Regions from separate parts of the Homo sapiens genome. Here region 1 is linked to region 2. Evidence: chromatin loops called from intact Hi-C (ENCODE). Cell type or tissue: tibial artery. All regions are shown on one strand.

What was found. Peaks named below come from ENCODE experiments on the same cell type or tissue, not always from the same donor. Only the 100,000 strongest peaks of a DNase experiment are listed, where the experiment ranks them.
Region 1: it touches region 2 in a loop (8-fold over the local background); 7 of 110 quality-filtered maps call a loop at or near these places.

The regions. Positions count from the first base shown.
Region 1 is chr11:43,683,858-43,691,857 of GRCh38, forward strand. All of the region lies in intron 1 of HSD17B12 (hydroxysteroid 17-beta dehydrogenase 12), which reads left to right. Among named protein-coding and RNA genes, the nearest start is that of HSD17B12, 7.1 kb to the left of the region's middle. In tibial artery, no CTCF peak of the experiment used is centred here; a DNase peak (open chromatin) is centred at 3,756; H3K27ac peaks cover 1,659 bases.
Region 2 is chr11:44,049,038-44,057,037 of GRCh38, forward strand. ACCSL (1-aminocyclopropane-1-carboxylate synthase homolog (inactive) like) reads left to right here. Exons shown (of 14, transcript NM_001031854.2): 2 at 1,025-1,084; 3 at 1,515-1,585; 4 at 2,298-2,367; 5 at 2,616-2,682; 6 at 3,625-3,722; 7 at 3,954-4,031; 8 at 4,369-4,469; 9 at 6,165-6,254; 10 at 7,003-7,048; 11 at 7,148-7,289. Among named protein-coding and RNA genes, the nearest start is that of ACCSL, 5.1 kb to the left of the region's middle. In tibial artery, no CTCF peak of the experiment used is centred here; no DNase peak of the experiment used is centred here.

The sequences.
Region 1 (8,000 bases), 370 kb before region 2:
TGAGTATGTTTAATCTGTCTGCCTCAGATTTTAGGATCTGAGGGGCAGAAAGCGTGGATTCTCACTTTTTGTCTTTTCTCACAAATTGGCTCTTCTAAATTTAAGAACAAAAACTTTGAAAAACTTGAAATACAGGTATGCTTCACAATCAGTAAAATATTCTAGATAACAGTTTCCTTAGTGTTGTTAGGCTTTCAAGACTGTCCATTACTTGGCTGGCCCACACTCTAATTTATCTCCATCTCCTGGTCAAGAGCTGGGCCATCTCTTTCTCCTAGTTCTCACCAGTAACATTCCCACTCAGGTGAATCCCCTGTGTTCCCTATACCCCTAGAAGGTGGGTTTAGCCAATTTAGTAAGTAAGACTTCTTTGTCATTGTTACCCGAATACTTCCTGTATTTCTTAGGAGAACAAAAGGAGATCCTGTGAATGTGGAGTTTCAGGTGTTTGAAGGTCAGTGTAGCAAGTAATCAAAAAAAGATTGATAACAAAGGTGGTCAGTTTGTATTAAATAAAGGAAAGAACAGTCACTGCTATAGAGCAATAAAAAATGTGATCTGTAGAATGTGGTTTGACCATAAATACATTTTGCAAGTATTTGAGTAGTTTCCATTGCTGGAGTTCATCTAAAATGATTGCTATTGAAATAAAGTGGAGATGATAGATGCAAAGGCAAGGTAAGTAGACTTCCAATGTCAAGATATTTTATAACTTTAAACATAAGACAGCACTCTGAGCACTTATTTTTAGTTTTTAATGAAGAGGATATTGTTACACGCAGTGAAGAATAAATGATCCACTAATCAGTTAGTGAGTTAGATTTTTTAAAACAACTTTAGTGGGATATAATTAATATACCATACAATTTGCCCATTTAAAGTGTACAATTCAAGGTTTTTACTTATGTTCACAGGGTTGTGCAACCATCATCAAATCTAATTTCAGAACATTTTCATCTTCCTTAAAAGAAATGCTGTACCCATTAGGCCCTTCACTCCCTGACCCCCACCCGCTCCAGCCCTAGTCAACTACCAATCTACTTTCTGTCTACGTAGGTTTGCCTGTTCTGGATATTTCATATAAATGGAATCATACAATAGGTGTTCTTTTTTGTTAGTGGCTCTTTGATTTTTGCATAATGTTTTCAAGTTTCATCTATGAAATCTGTACTTCATTTTGTTTGTATTGCTGAATAATATTCTGTTTTGTGGAGTGAGGTCAGATTTCACAAAAAAAGTCTTCAACCCTTTGTTCTACCCTCTGGATGTTTACATTAGCAAATCTCTAAGATGTAGCTTCTGGTTGCTGATGGAACTCGTTTGGCTTTGCAGTATTCCAAGGTTCTCCTAATTCAGTAGATAGTGAGGACTTAAAAATGGCATGGAATGGTGTGGTTCTCCTCTGGAAAAACCATTCATGAAAACATGCATCAAAGGATTCTCAAAATCACAGGTATAATCACAATTTCTGTTTTCACATTGGTTAACTGCACAGGGTTAACCTCAAATGACTGAAGAATACTTGTGTAACTAGAGCTTATTAATAGTAGGTGTCTTTCTTTAACAAGAGTTTGTGATATCACATGATTTGAAGAATTATATATGAAATGTTAGTTATTTAAATTGACAACCCAGAAGAAATATTAATAACTATCATTTATTGAATGGGTGCTTGAAATGTGCCAGGAACTTGAGATTATTTTTAACCTCTTTGAGCTGTGCTCCGTTGTCCCCAGTGGACAGAGGAAGAATCAGAGGGTTTAGTAAATTGCTTTCATTATCTATGGTTTCATAGCTATTAAATTGCAGAGTCAGGATTTGAAACCAAGTCATCCGTTCTGCAACATTCGTACACTGTATGTTGGTGATGGGCCTACAGACTGGATGAGTACTCGGGAGTAGATTTCTTTATACCTACAAACTTTATTAAAAGCTTTTTGATTGAAGACACACTTTCACTTTTTAAAATTTAAATTTTTGTTTTATTTTTAAGAACAATCTCAGACCAAAAAAAGGCACAGTTTCAAATTTGCACATTCATGATTTTTCTGGAAGGATTGCAGAATAGTTGGCACATTTTGGGATCAAGTAGCTTGGGATTTTCTTCAGATTTGCAACCATAAATCTTGTCGTATGAGAAAATACTGGAAAGTTACTAAGGTGCTTAACAAAGCAAAGGGTTTGACAGTCATCAGAATGGTGGGATTTGACTTCGAATGCTATTTTCTGTTTATCGCTCTGGCATTCTTGAATGGATTTAGTGACTCCCTGGAGGTCCAGCTTGGTAAATGTCATATGCTTGCTGTTGACATTCTAGTATTGGGGTATAGATACCTGTTCTTACTGGCGAGCCAATGTTGATCGCAGTAGTCATTACATGGGTTATGTTTTTCGCAGAGGCAGGGAAGGTGAGGGAAGGCAGAGAAACAAACTTAGTCATAAATGTTTTTGAATATTTGTTTATTCTGCCCTTTGGCTCCCGAAAGGGAGTACGTGTGCCTAAATGGAAAAAGTTCTGCAGATTAAAGTTGGCAGGGCAACTTTCAAGTACTAGTGCTGGAGTCTACATAAGAGGAAACAGATGCAACTGAAGATTGGACCTAAAAGCATACCTTTATTTGATTTGGAGGAAAAACCAAAGAGGGAGGTTTCCTGGGATTACAGATCCTGAGTTTACATTCCCTGAATATCTTTTTCCCTCACTCCCCTCCCGACTAGCCCCCATTGCTCCCACCCTGTTTTTTTTTTTTTTTTTCCTGTTCTTTCTTTCTGTGCAACACTAACTTTCCTATTTAGAGGTCAAACTTGAACTTGGAGACCCAAACCTAGACTTGAATTCTAGCTTCCCTACAGATTTCATAGGCTTATTGTGAAGGGTAAATGAGAATACTTATTCTCTGTAAAACAGATAGTACATAAGTGCTTGATAACTTGTTATTATTATAGTATTATTAGCCTTAGTAGCACTGTGCTCTGATTACCTGAGCTAATTGCCAGGGTAGGGTTTAGAAGAAAGAGTTGATATCTGGGTGACTACATTGTCAGATAACTGAGATTACCATTGCTACTTGCAACTGAGAGTGTTGAGCTTTAAAACTAATTTTTTGTTGTTGTTGGTTTTGGTTGGTTGAATTGAGGATAATTTATTTCTTTCAGTTTCAGAAAAATTTGTCAGATTTACATAACAAAATTTATAAGTTTAGAATGCATGGGTAAACGGATTTGAATAGATCAGTTTCAGTGCCATTAAAAGCTATTTGTAGATAAGGATAAGTTAAATGTATATTTTAAAAACAGTGCATCCTTTATTTCATTTCCCTTCTTGTCACTCTTAGCAAAACAACATGTAGCAATTCATATGCATGTCATCTGGGATGGATTGAGATTAAGGTTAGGGAGGCAGGGTGAGCAAAGCCCTCACTGGGCTTGGTGGAGAGTATGACATAACACTATTCATTTGCCCATTTATCCACCACAAATACTGTTGAGTGCTAACTATAGACCTTATAATAGTCCAATGGGATGACAAACAGTAACAAAATGAATAAACTGTGCTATGGTAAGTGGTGAGAACAGGAAGTATTTGGTCCTATGAGAATTTGTGAGGGAAAGTTCTAGAGCTGTGCTGGGGAAGCAGTGCCTCAGCTGAGATCTGGCGGTTGAGTGTAAGTGAGCAAGCTGGAGTGACAGGAAGGGCAGAGGGAAGAATGTTCTTGGCAGAAGGAAAAGCAGTTGCTAAATTCCTAGGGCAGGAAAGGGCAGGGCCCTCATGAAACGAGGGCTGAGTGACGAGCCAGGAAAGCTCAGATATGAGTGCCATGGAACTGGAGAGGCAAGAAGGGCAATGAGCAGGGCCTTCAGCCTTTATCCTGGAGCAGTGGAAAGCAGTTGAGGTGATTTTAAGCAGAAGGGTAACACTGTTGTGTTTGCAACTGTAAGCCGAATTTCTTGTTTCTATGACTTCCCTAGAGTTATTGCCGGCCCTCTTTGGGAAAACATTGTTACACAGAGATAGATCAGTCTAGGTATTCAGATAAACTCAGTTAAAATTGCCTTTTTTAAAATGTCAATTGGCTGGGCGCAGTGGCTCATGCCTGTAATTCCAACACTTTGGGAGGCTGAAGTGGGCGGATCACTTGAGGCCAGGAGTTTCAGACCAGCCTGGCCAACATGGCAAAACCACATCTCTACTAAAAATACAAAAATTAGCCAAGTGTGGTGGTATGCACCTGTAGTCCCCGCTACTCGGGAGGCTGAGGCACCAGAATAGCTTGAACCCAGGAGGCGGAGGTTGCAGTGAGCCGAGATTGCACCACTGCGCTCCAGAGTGGGCAACTGAGCAACACTCTGTCTCAAAAAAAAAAAAAATTTAATGAATACAATAAAATGGGAATTTATGCTTTTTGTAAGGGATGCTACTTTTGTGCACTTCTTAGTTATCATCTCTCAGAGACCATTTCTGTCTGGGGGAAAAGTCTGATCACTGTGGTATGGGAAGTTCTTCTCTTACAGGGACTGAGTGATGGGGTTATTGAAACACTGAAACTAGGTTATTGCGTTGTCATGGTAACTCCATAATACCATGGTGTGGTAGTTGAGAAGCTTGCCACAAATCTGTATCAGAAAGAACGCTTTGTTTTATTTGTCGATTTTTGTCTACAAAACAATGCGTTTGCCCTATCTCTAACTGGCAATTCCAGGAAAACTATCCAGTTTCTGGAAAGTTATCTTTGCCACCATTTAGTGAAGTTATTTCCATTTAAATAACCTAGTCATTGTGGAAGAGAGGAAGGGCTAGACAGTTTAAGAACTTGAACAATTGGTGCCTCTCAAGAGTATTACATTGGGAAACAGTATAGCTAACAAACAGATTGGCTTTGGAGTCAGTGGGCAAGCTGTGCTGTTACTAAGCTGGTTGACCTTAGGCAAAAATAGTTAACCTCTGAGCATAACTTCTTTCATTTTTTAGGGGGATGATACTTTTCGGGATTATTATGACAATTAAATGAGATGTAAATGAGGTTCTAGTATAGTCCTTACTGTATTTTTATGAATATTAAGTAACATATATTTAAGAGCATCATTTGTTTGTATAGATTACTCTTATTGGATGAAAAGGGATTGTTGAAACTAAGAAATAATTGTAGTTCACTCAGCAGGTATACACTTGAAAATCTAAAATTATGAACAGACCAATTAGGAGATGACTAGTGCTACTGCAGAAGAATTCCTTGCTTGGGTAAAAGATTTACTAAGCAGTTCCTTTATATATAGATCCCCTTAGTGAGTAAATCTAAGATAGGAAGGACTTCAAAAAATTTGGTTATTTATAATTTTTCAATTACATTTGTAAAAACCTTAGAGTTATCTTTAAGTCTTCACCACATGCAGCCTTTTAGGAAATCCCGTTGACTCTGAACTTCAAAATATCCAGAATCTAGTGAGTTCTAAGCCACCACAGACTCTTGTCTCTCTAATAACAAGTTTCTTATCTCTCTGCTTCCACCTTGGCTCTCCTGCAGTTGATTCTCACACAGCAGCCACAGTGATCCTTGACAAGCTTTGGTCAGATTATGTGATGCTCTGCCTAGATCTCTCTAGTGGTTTCTCACCCACTCAGATTAAAACTCAGTATTTGTCTCGTGGCTTTGAATAAGGCTTTATTTTATTTTATTCTATTTTATATTTATGTTTATTTTTATTTTTTGAAGCTGGGTCCTGCTCTGTCACCCAGGCTGGAGGGCTGTGGTGTGATCTCAGCTCACTGCAGCCTCTGCCTCTCAGGTTCAAGTGATTCTCCTGCCTCAGCCCCCCAAGTAGCTGGGACTACAGGCGAGTGCCACCACACCCTGATAATTTTTTTGTATTTTTATTAGAGACGGGGTTTCACCATACTGACCAGGCTGGTTTTGAACTCCTGACCTCAGGTGATCCACCTGCCTCAGCCTCCCAAAGTGCTGGGATTACAGGTGTGAGCCACCGCACCCGGCCTGAACAAGGCTTTAAACCACCTGCTTCCTGCTTCCATTGACCTCTGACCTCATCTCCACTACTCTTACTCCGTTCCACCCACATACACCTCTTGCTGTTCCTTGAACAACCTTGGCATTGTTGCTTTGGGGCCTTTGCTTTTTCCTCTTCACGGAATGCTCTTCCCCCAGATATCCATGTGACTGACCCTTCTTACTCTCCTTCAAGTCTTTGCAGAAATATCACCTTTTCAATGGAACCGCCCCTCCTACCTATAAACTCACAGTCGTTTCTCCCTCACTCCCACTCCTATCCATTACCCTGCCCCACTTTTCCTTTTTGTCATAGCACTTGTCACCATCTCCCCTACTGTATACTTTGCTCATTTATGATGTTTCTGTTAGAATGTGAGCACTGTAAGGCAAGGATCTTTGTCTTTTAATCTCAAGCACCTAGAACAATGTCTGTACACAGTAAGTGCCAATGTACCTTTGTTGAATTAATGGAAATATCTGTTAAGTAAGGTATTCATACATATATATATATATATATATATATATATATATATATATATATATTTTTTTTTTTTTTTTTCTGAGACAGGGTCTCACTATATTGCCCAGGCTGGCCTCAAACTCCTGGGCTCAAGCAATCCTCCTGCCTTAGCCTCCTGAGTTGCTGGGACTATAGGCATGTGTCCCAGCTGTGTCTGGCTTCCAGTCTTTTTAATATTAAGGGATAATGATTTTTGTGAATTATCTTCTCTTTTTACATTCTCTTATCAGCTACAAATCTAACAAATATTAGCGGTTTCCCAACCTCTAAGAATGAAATTATTTAATCTAAAAATATAGAGTAACCTCAGGACGAAGTTCTCCTAATACAGACTCTGGAACTAGATTACCTACTTTTGAATCCCAGCTCAGCTAGTTACAGTGTTATCACCTTAACTTCTGTGTGCCTCAGTTTCCTCATCTGTAAAATTGGGATAATTATAGATTGGAAATACTGATTAAATGGGGCTAACTGATTTAATGTGTGTGGAATACTTAGACTACTGAGAACACTACCTGACATTTCAATGTTAAATACTATAGAAATGATAGCAGATATTATCTGATGGGATGATTCTGATTTTATCCACATGCATCTTTTCCCGACTTTCCCTCAAATTTCTAAAGACACTGCATATTCCCTTCTAGATGATTATCAAAGTCGTCAATTTTAGTATGTCTAAAATTTAGCTTTTCTACTCTCCCCAGCGTGTTCTGGACTTCCTTATTTTTGCTAATTATGTCATCGTCTTGCTAGTCATGAAGCTCCAAATCAGAGATGGCAAATTCTGATGCCTCAGGCAGGTCAAGTAAAATGAGTGAAGTGGACCAGGTGTAATGCATGTCAAGACACTGTCCAGGTAACCAGGCATGGTCTCTAGTAGCAGCCTTCAGCAACACTGGCACAGTCCTCTCAGATTTTCACCAGCAGCCCAAATCTAGATTTTCATATAGAAAGTTTCTTAATTGTTTAGAGTTGATGCAAATTTCTCAGGTTTACTCTGTGGACCAAATAAATTATGTCAGTGGCTAGATGCATCAAGTAGCCAGTTTGCTCCCTCATCTCTAAGTCTTAGAATCATGCTTTCCTTTGCACATCTAGACAGGAAATTGCCAAATCTTGCTGAATCTACCACTACAGTCTCTCTCGCATCCATACCTTCCTCTATGTTCTCCTAATATATTGCCTCCCTACCAAATCTTACACTCACTCTGGCGCAAGTTTAATCTACCAGTGAAGCCTCCAATCAAGTTACCCCTTCCTTATACCTTACACATACAGGTCAGAAGTTTCATAATGTCTATGCAAACATCAGGCTCCTTGGCCCTTTTGATCTTGGCCTTGTGTCTGTTTCTGATGTCACCTCCTTTGCACCCTTCCTTGGATGCATCCTGGATGACGTCCTGTGTCCCAGACATGCCTGTGCTTTCCTGCTTCTTGCAGCCTCCAGGGCCTTGCTTGTGCAGAGGCATTTA
Region 2 (8,000 bases):
ATTGGGAAAGGAGGTCCAATGGCCAGAGTAGGGACCACTGGTGCTGTGGCAGGAGGTGTGAACAGAGGTGGATGGGAGGTGTTAAGATGTTACCCTAAGAGGCTGGGCGTGGTGGCTCATGCCTGTAATCCCAGCACTTTGGGAGGCCAAGGTTGGTGGATCGCTCAAGTCCAGGAATTCGAGACCAGCCAGGGCAACATGGTGAAACCTCATCTCTACAAAAAATACAAAAACTAGCCAGGCGTGGTGGCACACACCTATAGTCCCAACTATCTGGGAAGCTAAGGTGGGAGGATCACTTGACCCCGGCAGCTGGAGGTTGCAGTGAGCTGAGATCGCGCCACTGCACTCCAGCCTGGGTGACAGAGTGGGACCCTGTCTCAAAAAAAAAAAAAAAAAAAAAAAAAAGGAATGTTACCCTAAGGGCGATGGGGAACTGATGAAAGGCTTCCAGGAAAGGGGGTCCTTAGCAGCTCTCCAGCCAGAGGGTGGAGGGTGACATTAGCTATACCTTCCCCTTCTGTTCCTATCTCTGTTCTCCTCTAATAACTTAGAAGGCCCTAATGTGTAAGGAGAAGTAGCAGAGGTAGGTGCCAGATGGGGCCTTGGGGATTAAGGGTCCAGGCTCAGGCGTCAGGTAGGTAGAGTTCTACTTTTCACCCAAGGTCACATGGCTAGTAGGCTATTCAACTTTTCTAAACTTCACTCTTTAAACTGGATTATATAGAACCTTCTTTTCAGGAATTAAGACAACTCACAAGAAGCACTTGGTCTAGTATCTGGTACATAATAAGAACTCAATGACTGGTCGATAGGACATAACTTATTTATGTGGCTCTAATGGGGAAATTTGCAAGCTGTACTATTTTGGGTTCATGGAAAGCTTTCCTAACGTGTAAAGTTGTCAAATTTGGATTGAATTGCCTCATAGGCAGTGAGATCTCCATTTGAACTAATGTTTCAAGGGATCTATGTAGGGTGGAGCAAGAGGACTGACCTGATCTTGGATTCCTTCCATCTCCAGGGTTTCATTAACCTTGGCACCAGTGAGAACAAGCTCTGCATGGATCTGATGACTGAAAGAGTAAGGATGTTCTGGGCTGTGTTGGGACCCACCCCTTCAAGGCTTAGTCCCCCTAGCGTGCTCCTGAGCTATGGTAGATACAGGGGTGAGACATAGGAGCCTGGGAAGAGGAGTGAAGAAATAGCTTCTAGAATAGCACATTTAACCTCCTGGCTTTGCTGACTGTCCAGAGATATTCTCTGATTAGGTATATGGTGGGAAAGTTGCTATGGGAACCTCTGGGTCAAATACTTCCCAGTGAGGTATCTACTTGTGTAATTTATGACAAGATGGTAGCCTCCATTCATTAAGGAGCATGCAGTGTATATACCCATTCCCTTTCTAGGAGGTCATGTATGTGGAGGGCAAACACTCATGTACAAACTAGGAGTAGAATGAGGCCTCTTGAACTTCCCTGGCCTACCTGTCTTCATGTTCTATTTGTCAACAGTTGCAAGAAAGTGACATGAACTGCATTGAGGACACCTTGCTTCAGTACCCTGATTGGAGAGGGCAGCCATTGTAAGTGACCTTCAGATTTAGAGTCTCTTGGTCCCACAGGCAGCTGTCCTTATCCAGAAGGAGGATTCAAGGCACCAAATTCCTGGTTGGTTACCTCCCTATCTCTTTGGGTAATAACTTCTAGAAAATGCCTAGAGCAAAACTTCATCAGGAGGCAGCCTGGTATAGTAGGAATAGTTATTCTGGTATAGTAGGAATAATTCAAAAGGCCTGAGTTCTTTTTTTTTTTTTTTTTTTGAGATGGAGTCTCACTCTGTCACCCAGACTGGAGTGCAGTGGTGCTATCTCAGCTCACTGCAGGCTCTGCCCCCTGGGTTCAGGCCATTCTCCTGCCTCAGCCTCCCGAGTAGCTGGGACTACAGGTGCCCGCCACCACGCCCAGCTAATTTTTTGTATTTTTAGTAGAGACGGGGTTTCACCATGTTTGCCAGCTTGGTCTTGATCTCCTGACCTTGTGATCCACCCGCCTTGGCCTCCCAAAGTGCTGGGATTACAGGCATGAGCCACTGTGCCCGGCCAAGGCCTAAGTTCTTGTCCCAACTCTCATTTATTGTCTGTGTGACTTGGGGAGTTGATGGTCTTAGTCAGTAGCCCTGTAATATGAGGTTGGACTGAGTAGAAAAGGTCCCTGTTAGGCTGGACAATGACCATCTAGACCATGAGTGAGGAAAGGGGCCCGGAAGCCACAAGGTCTCTCTGGGTCTGTTTACAGCCTGCGGGAAGAAGTGGCCCGGTTCCTGACCTACTACTGCAGGGCACCTACCCGACTTGACCCAGAAAATGTGAGTCAGTTTCCCAGCCTTGCTGCCACCCTGGTGGAGGGCTATATTCTTGGAGGATGCTCTGCCCTTTCTAGGGGGTACAAGGAGAACCAGTGAAGACTCTCAGGGCCAGGGCAGCATGAAGGCCAATGTGTCCCAACTGAGGAGGCTCCCTGTGCCTGTTCTGCCCAGGGGGATGGAGAAAGCATGGCTACCCCTTCTCACATAGGTATTGGTTTTGACTTCTGCCTCTCATGTGTTGTCTTCAGGTGGTGGTTCTAAATGGCTGCTGCTCTGTCTTCTGTGCCCTGGCCATGGTTCTGTGTGATCCAGGCGGTAAGTCAGTGGGCTCTCCTTTCACTCTCAGTGAAATACTAGCAACACAGGTAGGAACACACGGGCACTGGACTTTGAGGAAGAAGAGCATCCTGACTCAAGGCCTTTTCCCCAAAGTGGTGGGCCTTCTCCCACACTGACTAGGTTATCTTCCTATTTCTGTGGGAACAAGGGGTTTGGATTCTCCATTTAAGGGAAGAGAGACATGGTGGACCTCAAGGAGGTATGCCCCAGGAATGATGATGGGAGCCTACCTACTATGTTCATGGCTGGGCTTTTGGGCTCAGCTGCAATACAGACAGCCATGGCAATGGACTCAGACAATATAGATTTCTTATCTCTTCAGAAAAAGGCTAATTAGTCCTGGACCCAACAAGGTTGAGTGGACTGTTCTGAACCTCCCCGGTAACAATGCTTAAGCAAGAGGCTCCAATGTTAAAGAGCTCTGGATGCATCAAAAGAAGTGCTAAGATAGTCCCTTTCCTGCAAAGGAGCTTCTCTCAGCTCATCAGTAAGGCCAAATGGATGGGAAGAAAAGAACGTGAGATCACCATGTCCAAATAACTGGAGCCCTCCTTGTGCATGGACCTTGACCTCTGATATTTGGCCTGAATCTGTTGAGACTTTCCTGATAACCATTGCTCCATCTGCTAGTGAGCCTCGCTTGACTTGTGCCCTGGATTCTGAGTTACTCAGTGATATTCTTCCCTCTTCTTCTCTAGTGTACCCGCAAAGAAGAAACTAGAGTTTTGTTTCCCCCAGTGATGTCTATAATAATGGATAACTTTCATAGCACCTGAACCTAAGAACATTAATCCCCAGGTAGAAAGGATCGTGAAACTGACTTTTTTTCTGTCGATAGCTTTGCTAGTTTGGGGAGCCTGGCAACAGGCTCTGATTGGGAGACTTTGGACTGATAGCTCTGTCTCTCTGTGTTTCCAGAGGCCTTCCTGGTCCCTGCTCCCTTCTATGGTGGCTTTGCCTTTAGCTCCCGCCTGTATGCAAAGGTTGAGTTGATTCCTGTCCACCTGGAGAGTGAGGTCTGAATGGGGCCCCTTCCCTGCTCAGTATGCCTAGACAATGGACTGTTCTGGGGACACCTAAAGGGGTAGAGGGGCTTGCTTTCTACCCATCTAAGTGGTTGGGTAGGGGTGGAGAAGGCATGTGGACTGGCACTCTGGTATGAAGGCAAAGGATTGCGGGGCTTATGGGAATGAGGAATCAAGACTTAGATTTTAAGAGACACTTCTCACATAGTGTTTCTCTTCCAGGTCACTGTTACAAACACCCATCCTTTCCAGCTCACTGTGGACAAGTTAGAGGAAGCCCTGCTTGAAGCTAGGCTTGAGGTAAGGTGGGAACCATATTTTTAGGATGGCCACTGCTGGTCCTAAAAGGGGTTTGAGTATTGAAATTCTGGTACTGCTTATTCACCAAGACCTGGTGGGCTGTCCTTAGTTGGAAGAGACAGTAAATGATCCAGGGGTGTGTCCCTCTAGTCCTGTGGGGATGTTATGGCAGCCCCAGACTTCCTTCCTGTTTCCCCTCTTTGGGCAGTATAGTAGTTGCTGCTTCAAGACCCTACCTAGGCCTTTTTGGGTGCCTAACCTATAAAAGATCCTTGGCTGAATTTAGGGTAGATGCTAAGGACTTGTATTCACTCAGTTATATTTGGGTTTTTCTTAGGGGAAAAAGGTCCGAGGCCTTGTGCTAATCAACCCTCAGAATCCTCTGGGTGACATCTACTCCCCAGACTCACTGATGAAATACCTGGAATTTGCCAAGAGGTATGAGTTCTACCCCTTGAGACTAGGTAATGTTTCTTGAAAGGATTCCCATCACTTATAGTCAAGTAATCAAGAGCCAGATCTGGTGGCACATGCCTGTAATCCCAGCACTTTGGGAGGCCGAGAAGGTGGATCACTTGAGGTCAGGAGTTCGAGACCAGCATGGCCAACAGGGTGAAACCTTGTCTCTACTAAAAATACAAAAATTAACCAGGCATCATGGTGGGCACCTACTATCCCAGCTACTTGGGAGGCTGAGACATGAGAATTGCTTGAGCCCGGGAGGAGGAGGTTGCAGTGAGCCGAGATCATGCCACTGTACTCCAGCCTAGGCAATAGAGTGAGACTTTGTCTCAAAAAGTAATTTACCCTAAATGGTCTCACTATACACCATACTTTGCAGAGTTATGTAAAACTAACTGAAATTAAAATGAAGGAAAACGCAATCACATGCTTACCACTTCAAATTTTTTGCCATTTCCTTTCTAGCCTCAGCCTATGTATTGACATTTATATAACAGTCAAAATATAGTTTTGTTTTCTGAGAAATATGTCACTTAAAAATATATAATTTGTTACTTCTCTACTTAAGCTTAAGTACTTTCTCCCAGCATCCATTTCCGAAGCCACTTGGGCTGGAGTGCCGAGGAAGACACTTTCAGACCTTGTGGGATGAAGACGTGTTCCTATAGAACTTCACATTCCTTTCTAAGAGCACGTTCTAGAAATTATAACCTTCCATTTTCCATAAGAAACAGACTTAGTCAAACTTCATGACTAACACAGACCAATGAATGGTGCAGTGTGTGGTCAGGAGGAAAAATGCTAGAGGGGGTAGGCAAGAATTGGATAGAATGGGTTCACTTCCCAGCTATAGCAGCTGCTAATTGAGGGAATTGACTTTACAGCTCAGAACCTTAGTTTCTTTTTTTCTTTCTTTCTTTTTTTTTTTTGTTTTTTGTTTTTTTGAGATGGAGTCTCGCTCTGTCACCCAGGCTGGAGTGCAGTGGTGGGATCTCAGCTCACTGCAACATTTGTCTCCTGGGTTCAAGCAATTCTCCTGCCTCAGCCTCCTGAGTAGCTACAACTGCAGGCATGCGCCAACATACCCAGCTAATTTTTGTATTTTTAGTAGAGACAGGGTTCCACGATGTTGGCCAGGCTGGTCTTGAACTCCTGACCTCATGATCCACCCACCTCGGCCTCCCAAAGTGCTGGGATTACAGGCCTGAACCACCATGCCCGGCCCGCCTTAGTTTCTTCATCTAAAATGGAGATGACAGTACTGAGGGTTGTTGGGAGAATGAATGAGGCACATAAGCAGTTAGGAGCTCCTGACTCTACCAGTTAAAAATTCTCTGGGCTACCCAACCTCTTCCCATAGTCTCTGCTTGATGGTTGAATGGTTAGCTAAGGTTAGACAAGATGTTCTCATATGTGTCTTTTGCATCCTATTCCTTCCCATTACCCCCAAGCTAGGTCTAAGGGTCCCTTCTGATGTACCACCCCATCTACCTTACTATGCCCCTTGGAGGGTCAGATGGGCTGCTGGGGCAGTAGGAGTGCATGATCTGTGTCCAGAGAACACCATAAAAGACATGACTTAAGATTACAAAGATGCTTGTAAAAAGCATGCAAAGAAAAAAGATTAGAGAGAAGCTAGATCTTGTTCTCCTTCTTTCATCTAATCTACAGGTATAACCTACATGTGATCATAGATGAGATTTACATGCTGTCTGTGTTTGATGAATCCATCACATTCCACAGCATTCTGAGCATGAAAAGGTGAGCTGGTCTCAGCTGGAGTTGGGAACGAGAACCACAAGGTTCTTGTTTTGCAGGGTGAGTTTATGTGACATGAACTTAACTCAGTTCCTAGCACATAGCCAGTTAACTGCCCACAGGGCCTGTGAATACAAACAAAGCATCATCTTTCCCTCTAAATGTCTTCTAGTCTATATGCCATTTTGTGTAGAAGATAATTTGAGGTCAAGGTAGAAAGTCTACTGTCAAAGGTCAAAATAAAGCCTCATAAAATGCCAGGGTAGGAGATTCTTGATAAGTAGAGCACAGGGAAAGAAAAAGGAGGCAGAACCTTCTGAAGGGTAGTATCTGGCCATAGAGATGGGATTCCAGCATTCAAAGCAAGGGAAGGAAATGCCTGGCAGAAGGAATAGCTTCACCAAAGGTGGAGCAGTAGGAAATACTCGGGCACGTTCTAGAAATTATGGTGACCCACATCTGAAGAGCCAACTGCCAGGAAAGTGGCTTTGGCCAAGCTGTAGGAGAGCCACATGTCAGGCTGAAGGCCCTAGACTTCATTCAGTGGGCACTTGGGTTCTGTGCCCTCTAGGTCTTCAGGAATACCTTGTGTTGACTTCCTGGCTTAACTGGGACAACTGTTTCTTGAGCTTTGGGCCCTATAGGCCCTTCTGTCTAGGACCAACCTCAAATCTACTTTCCCCTCTTATACCCCAAATCTTCATCAACTATTTCTCTATAACCTTAGTTAATTTTTCCACTTCTTCTTCAGTTTGCCTGATAGCAACAGGACCCATGTGATCTGGGGTACCAGTAAGGTGAGCCATTGCTTTCTCTCCTTGGCTAGGGAAGGAGGAGGAGCCAGGAATAGAAGGCAGACAAAACACTTGTTCCTGTTCCTGCTTTTCTTCCTCTAGGATTTTGGCATCTCTGGCTTCCGCTTTGGTGCTCTGTATACCCACAACAAGGAGGTGGCCTCTGCTGTGAGTGCCTTTGGCTACCTCCACAGTATTTCTGGCATCACCCAGCACAAGCTGTGTCAACTGCTCCAGAACACAGGTACTGAGCTCTAGCACAGACCAGCATGTTGGCTGGACCTCATGGCCATGGGGAATTCTTGGATTTGCTTGGGCCTCTGATGTGCCCTTAATATACTGAGACCCTATTTCCTGTCTCAGATTTAACTGTGGTAAGATGTGAGGTTTGAAGGAGGGCAAGATAGGGCAGATAACACAGCAGGGTGTAGGCAGAAGATGGAGGTGCTGTTTTAAAATACAGGATGAGGCCGGGCATGGTGGCTCACGCCTGTAATCCCAGCACTTTGGGAGGCCGAGGTGGGCGGATCACTTGAGGCCAGGAGTTTGAGACCAGCCTGGCCAACAAGGTGAAACCCGGTCTCTACTAAAAATGCAAAATTAGCCAGGCATGCTGGCAAACGCCTGTAATCCCAGCTACTTCGGGGGCTGAGGCAGGAGAATCTCCTGAACCCAGGAGGCAGAGATTGCAGTGAGCCAAGACAGCGCCATTGACTCCAGTCTGGGTAGAAAAAGTGAAACTCTGTCTCAAAAAACAAAAACAAAAAACTACAGGATGAGCTTTAATTTCTGGATGTCTGGTAGCTTGTGTTCTACCCAGATGTGGGATGGCTAATCGTACTCTAAGTTGTGAAGGTAGGAACTTCAGAAATTAGTCTTTATGTGAATATAGATTTTCCCTCCCCAAAACTCTGTTTGCTTTAGACAAAGATTATAAAACCAAAAACAACACAAA